2 separate regions of the Homo sapiens genome follow, and region 1 is linked to region 2. Evidence: chromatin contacts called from ENCODE Hi-C data. All regions are on one chromosome and are shown on one strand. The core of a region is the stretch at or near the end of the contact, and the rest is flanking DNA. Distances in the headings are between cores, read along the strand shown. Region 1 overlaps ABTB2 (ankyrin repeat and BTB domain containing 2). Region 2 overlaps EHF (ETS homologous factor).

What was found. A loop is a pair of places that touch in the nucleus more often than their neighbours do. Pooled maps may share reads with other maps.
Region 1: a map of naive thymus-derived CD4-positive, alpha-beta T cell shows a loop between it and region 2 (10-fold over the local background). The contact joins two enhancer-like sites. A Hi-C loop is called at or near these places in 2 of 168 maps with a recorded cell type or tissue (CD8-positive, alpha-beta T cell and naive thymus-derived CD4-positive, alpha-beta T cell), 7 of 37 single-sample maps with no recorded cell type and 12 of 50 pooled maps.

Annotation. Positions count from the first base shown.
Region 1 is chr11:34,249,812-34,252,511 of GRCh38, forward strand. All of the region lies in intron 1 of ABTB2 (ankyrin repeat and BTB domain containing 2), which reads right to left. Among named protein-coding and RNA genes, the nearest start is that of ABTB2, 110 kb to the right of the region's middle. RefSeq lists a silencer at 1,371-1,665. Within about 2 kb of position 1,365, at least 13 of the 41 ENCODE cell types and tissues checked have a DNase peak (open chromatin) inside an H3K27ac peak, as active enhancers do.
Region 2 is chr11:34,653,638-34,656,337 of GRCh38, forward strand. The region is part of intron 6 of EHF (ETS homologous factor); the gene reads left to right. Among named protein-coding and RNA genes, the nearest start is that of EHF, 34 kb to the left of the region's middle. Within about 2 kb of position 1,359, at least 21 of the 41 ENCODE cell types and tissues checked have a DNase peak (open chromatin) inside an H3K27ac peak, as active enhancers do.

The sequences.
Region 1 (2,700 bases), core at 115-2,614, 400 kb before region 2:
AATATTTCTTCAGCATCCATCACTCTATAACATCAGGAGGGCTGAAGAAGCCCAGTTCACAGTCCTGTTCTCACAAAGCTTGTGGCCTGGCTGTGAAATGAGACCTTGCTGGTATAGAGTGGTCTACATGGCTCTGGCAGAATAACCCCAATGGTGCTCAGTGACTATAAAAGCATCCCTGGGGATCTGGTGACACCTTGAGCTGGTCCTGGAAGATAGAGCTGGGAAACTCAGGCAAAGATTGATAGGAGTTGGGATTCTAGGGAGGAGCCAAGGCAGAAAAGCACAAGCTGCCTTGGAACTGAAAGAACAGGGGTCTTGGAGAGCTGGGTGTTCTAAGAGCACAGAGGAGGGAAGGCTGGCAAGGTAGATGGAGGCTGAGGGTATCTAGGCATTAAGGACCTTGTATCTTCTGGCAATAAGTAGACATTGAAGGTTTCAGTGCAAGAGCAGGGGCAAATGAAGACTCCCCAGTTCTTCTTAAGGGGCCATAAGAGTCCTCTAGTACAACCAGACTGCAATCTGTAGGGCCAGGGAATCATCCCCAGCACCCATGAAGATGTCTGGCATGTAGTGCATATGCAATAAATACTTGCTCAACAAAGTGACGATAAATGTGAATCTTGAAATCTCTTCCTTCCTTGCCCAAATAGCTTAGTTTCTCATGGGAGAAAACAAGTGGAATTTATTGACATCAAATGGCAGGGTTGTGGCCAACTGCAACAATTTTTCAAACAAACCCTAGGATAAGCTTTCTGCAGAAACAGAGATAAAACTTCATCCTGAAAGAGGAGCGATGCATGTGGAAAGTGAACAGACATGGCAGAAAGACGCTTCATCATTCTAGTCTCCAGAGCAATTCCTCCCAATCCTCAGAAGCCTTCACTAAGTTTCCCTCCCTGAGAGAGAGAGCACCAACCCCAAACTTCTTTCTGCGGCTACAAATGCTCTGCTCCCTCTAATAAAGCTAAAGTTGCCATTACTGAGATCCTACCAGGTGTGTAAGGCACTTTGCAAATTACCTTCTGCCTATTTAATCCTCAGAATAACTAGGGGGGTAGAAACCATCATTGCCATTTTACATATGAGAAAACCGAGGTTCAGAGAGGTTAAGTAACTTGCCCAAGGAAGCACAGCTAGTTAAAGGCAAAGCAAGACTCACATCCAGGTCTGTCTGCCATCAAACATGTGTTTTTACCCCTATATTTACTCCTCCTTCTGATCTCTCAGGCTACACCCATGGAGTTGGCAGGTAGAAGCTGGTGGGCTAAGAGATAAATCTTCTACCCTGGCTTCTTAATAGGGGCTGGCCTGGCTGTTGTAAAGGGGAAGTAGGAGGAGCCTCTCAGAGGCAAGGAGAATGGCTCCTCCCATATTCTGTGACAACCAACACCAAAATAGAGCGGGTGAGGCTGCCCATGGGCGTGGGCTCTGCACCCTGATTTCAGAGGGCATCACTCAGCTGTGAATCATGCCTTAGTGACAGGCAAGGAGCCTGCTCAGACAGCGCTGACACTGATTCTGCTCTGGCTGAGTGACAGCCCCAGGGGAAGAGGCGGGGCTCATCTCCAAAGGGGGACCACACAGAGAAATACAGCCAGAAACACAGCTCCCGACACTGTCTCAGGCACCAGTGAAATGCTAGGGTGGCTGGCTCTGTTAAAGGGACCCTGTCCTCCTCCTTCCCCTGGGCCAACTGTTGACCGGTGTCCATGCCATGCCCAGCAGGATGTCAGCTATGCTGGGGGAAGCCGCGCACTCTCTGAGCTATAAGAGAGTACATGGAGGGTTCTTTACTTTCTCTCATTATCTGACGTGCATTTGTGTAAGACTCCTGAACTTTTTTTTATTTGCTGGGACCAGGTGCAATGCAAAAAGGTGAGTATGTTCTTCAAGTCAGAGCACTACACAGATATAAGGAATTACAGTAAAGAAAGTTAAAATGGAGTGGAGGACACAACTGTTCCTCAGGAAACAACTAAAGCAGAATGTGAGGCTATCTACAGAGACATGAGGAGTGATTCACCGCAGACTAAAAAAACAGGAGCTTGAACGATAGAAAAAGATCCAAATCATTCCTGGTATTGTTTTCCTCTTGTGCTCACTGGAAATCTGCAGCCAGTGGAGGAGACTTTCCTCACCCAGTCCCATCCTGGGAGTCACAGTGTTTAGGGCACTCAGGGATCTAAGCTGCCAAAGTCAGCCCCACCCCACTCCCATCCCCTCCACCCAGGGGCTTGCAATCCCAGGGAAGAGGAGAGTTTCATGAAAGCTGCAAAACTCACAGCAAGGCCCGGATGGTGGTTCGGAGTTCATGCTCCAGGGGTTCATGAGGCTGAGCTGAAAGGAAGTCACCTGACACAGCATGAGCCCCCACACCAGAGCTGGCCAGAGCCCCACGACTCCATGCCTGGGAAAGCCGTGGCAGGAGTGACAGCGAGGAGGCCAGATGCACGAGCCTCTTCCTGAACCATCGCATCTCCCCACTTCCTATCAGCCTTTTCTTTGGACTGGCCCCATCTCTTCCCTGGCTTGGGGCTGACTTCCCTTTAGGAATAGGTGTCTTTGGAGCATCCAGGCAGCTGATAATGACCACTGCTTAACCAGCCCTCCTCAGTCACAGGGGGAGAGTGCCATCTGGACATCATGACCTCCCCACCACCGCTGGGCATGACCCTAAGAGAAAGACTAGATTCCTAA
Region 2 (2,700 bases), core at 109-2,608:
GTATTCATTGGGGTAATAGCCCTTCAGTAGGATAGTTAATTACAGCCTTATATGGGTCAGTTTCTTTCAGAATAGTTTATAGTCTCTACTGCATGGAAGCAGAACCCCGGAAAAACCTTGGTCATTTGCCTGAGTCTTTATTTTTCGAGCTCCCATGTAATTGAATGCAGTGAAATATCTTTCTATGTTTTAATGCTAGTTACCAGCTGAGCTAAGGCGAGGCCCAGCGTAAACTGATGCCCTCTGTGATAAACGCAGGTGGGGAAATAGGCTTTGTTTTGATTTCTCTGTCATCTGCCCATTTCATAAAATGCCCGCTGCCGGTGTCCTGTTCTGCTCGACAGTCCTCCAGCCTGTCATGCCAGCTCGGGCTTGATGTGTTTATCCACTGACTTGTTGAGCCTAAAGCTAGGGTGGCACGGTCTATTAGAACACTGAAATTTGTATATCCCGTAAAGAAATGGCTCACAGCTGAATCATATGCAAATGCTTCTAATCTTTGCTTCTTGCGAAGCAGCTTAGCTGAAGTCACGCTCTCTCACTTGCATCACAAACCTGTGGCTTGTTGCTGCCCCTGCCTGGACTGGATAGGACCTTGGCCTGGAGTGCCTGGGAGCCAAGCAAGAGAAAGCCAGGCTGGACAACTTCTCCAGGGCAAGCCATTATTTTATAAGAATGAATCACTTAACCACATGGCTAACTTCAAAGGTCTTGACTTTTATCCTAGGGCAGAAGAAGGACACATATTAAAGAGAGGTTAAAGATCAAAAGATATCAGTGGTAAAGCAGGCCAGTGATTCCACGGCTTACCCCTGCACACTGCAACAGGCAGAGAGGTCTGGAAGAAATTAGGTTCTTCTTTTGCCTTTGACTGCTTATTCCCCTTTATGATGATGGAAAGATTTTTATTTGGGGATTAAAAAAAGAACGTTCCTAGCTGGGTGGAGCCTAGCTTGGGTAAACGGCTGACAACTCAAAGAATATTTCCTCATGGTTTATCTAGTGTAGAGGTTTTAGAGTCCATGGACTGCTGCATGGGCCACAGCCCCCTGAAATTGTTGACAAAATTTCATGTGTACATATATGTGCATTTTTTTCTGAGGAGAGGGTCCAAGGTTTTCGTCTTATTCACAAAGGCACCTGAACTCTGAAGTAACTGATTCTAGATCAACTAGGAACCCACAAACAATAATTGAGGCCAATATACTGAGAGACTCTTGTATTTTTCTGAATTCAACTCCTGGCTCTGAAATAATGGCCCTGCATCCCTCCTGGATGTCATTTGAAAATGAGCTTTGCTTGTGGCCTGCTGGGTAAATGCCACTCTTTGTCTGCAGTACAACGTGGCCCTGTCAGAGTGATGTATCACTTGGAAACCGGGGTGGATGCCAGACCTGTCGCAATATTGTCACATCCTGATGGGATGTTGCAACCTCACCCTGCAACCTACAGGGAGGGAGAGTGAAGTCTCCTTGCATTTCCTGTGAATTTGTCCTCTCGGATTTCAGAGAAACCCAAGTCAGGTGCAGGCCCTGCTAGTGACAATGCCAGGAGAGAAATTCTTAACCAGGATGAGAGGTTTCTTGTTTACTGAGGTCTTATTAAATCCCTCTCTCCATCCTGCCATGACGTTTCGAGAAATTGCTGGGAACACTGAGTCTTGATTAGCTGGGTGATAAGATGGTTGAAAGGGCCCATGAACGTTGGGAAATATAGAATTGTCAGATTGAAATTATCTTTTCTACTAACAAGAGCATTACAGAAGTGAACCTGATTCTTGGCAAGAAAGGCTTGTGTGAAATCTGTTATGTGCAAAGGGAGATTATGTGCCGGCCACCATTTCTGGAAATGACATAGAATCATGGTTATGAGTAAAGCTTCTGGATTCAAACTGTTTGTGTTCATATCCTGGCTCCACATTCCAGCTGTGTGACTCTAGTCAAGTCATTTGACCCCTCTGTTTCTCAGATCCTCCACAGCTGAAAACTGTGGATCATATTAGTACCTGTGTCATAGAGTTATTGTGTGAATTAAATAAAGTGATTCATTTAAAGTGCTTAGTACAGTGCCTGGTACATAGTAAGTGCTCAATAAACAGTAGCTTTTTTTTCTTAACCAATTTAATTAGGAGCTAATGGCTGGCAGTTCATAGCTTTTTTGAATAATAGGCTTCTCCTGATAATTGAATGGATGCTGTGAACCCTCTCCCTTCATATATGGTTTCAGTCAGTCCAGGGGCCCTTGAAGGCCACACTGGGTCAGTGGACCCTAGTTTAGGAAGGGCACATGAAAGAGATCAGTTTTACTGGCCCAATTTCTTAAAATAATTGGCTTGTATTTAGGGACTACTTTGTATTAAAATTGGCTGATTTTTGAGTGTGAGAGTCTTTGTAAGATCTACTTTGGTCCTCCCAATACACACACACACACACACACACACATATACACACACACACTCACACTCACACACACACGGCTAGATCATTTAGTTTTCTTTCTGAGAAGAATTTTTATTTCCCAGGTCCGCCTCCATCATCTCCTCTTTGGTAATAGTCGCAGAGGTTGCCATAATGAGTCATTTGTTAAACTAATCTGTGTTTCCATAGTCCACTGTGGCCCTCTGTATTGAGCTTGGGCCACTCAATGGCGCCTTTGTCAGGCTGATTAAAATGTAACTTTGCATGCCAAAAAAGGGCACTC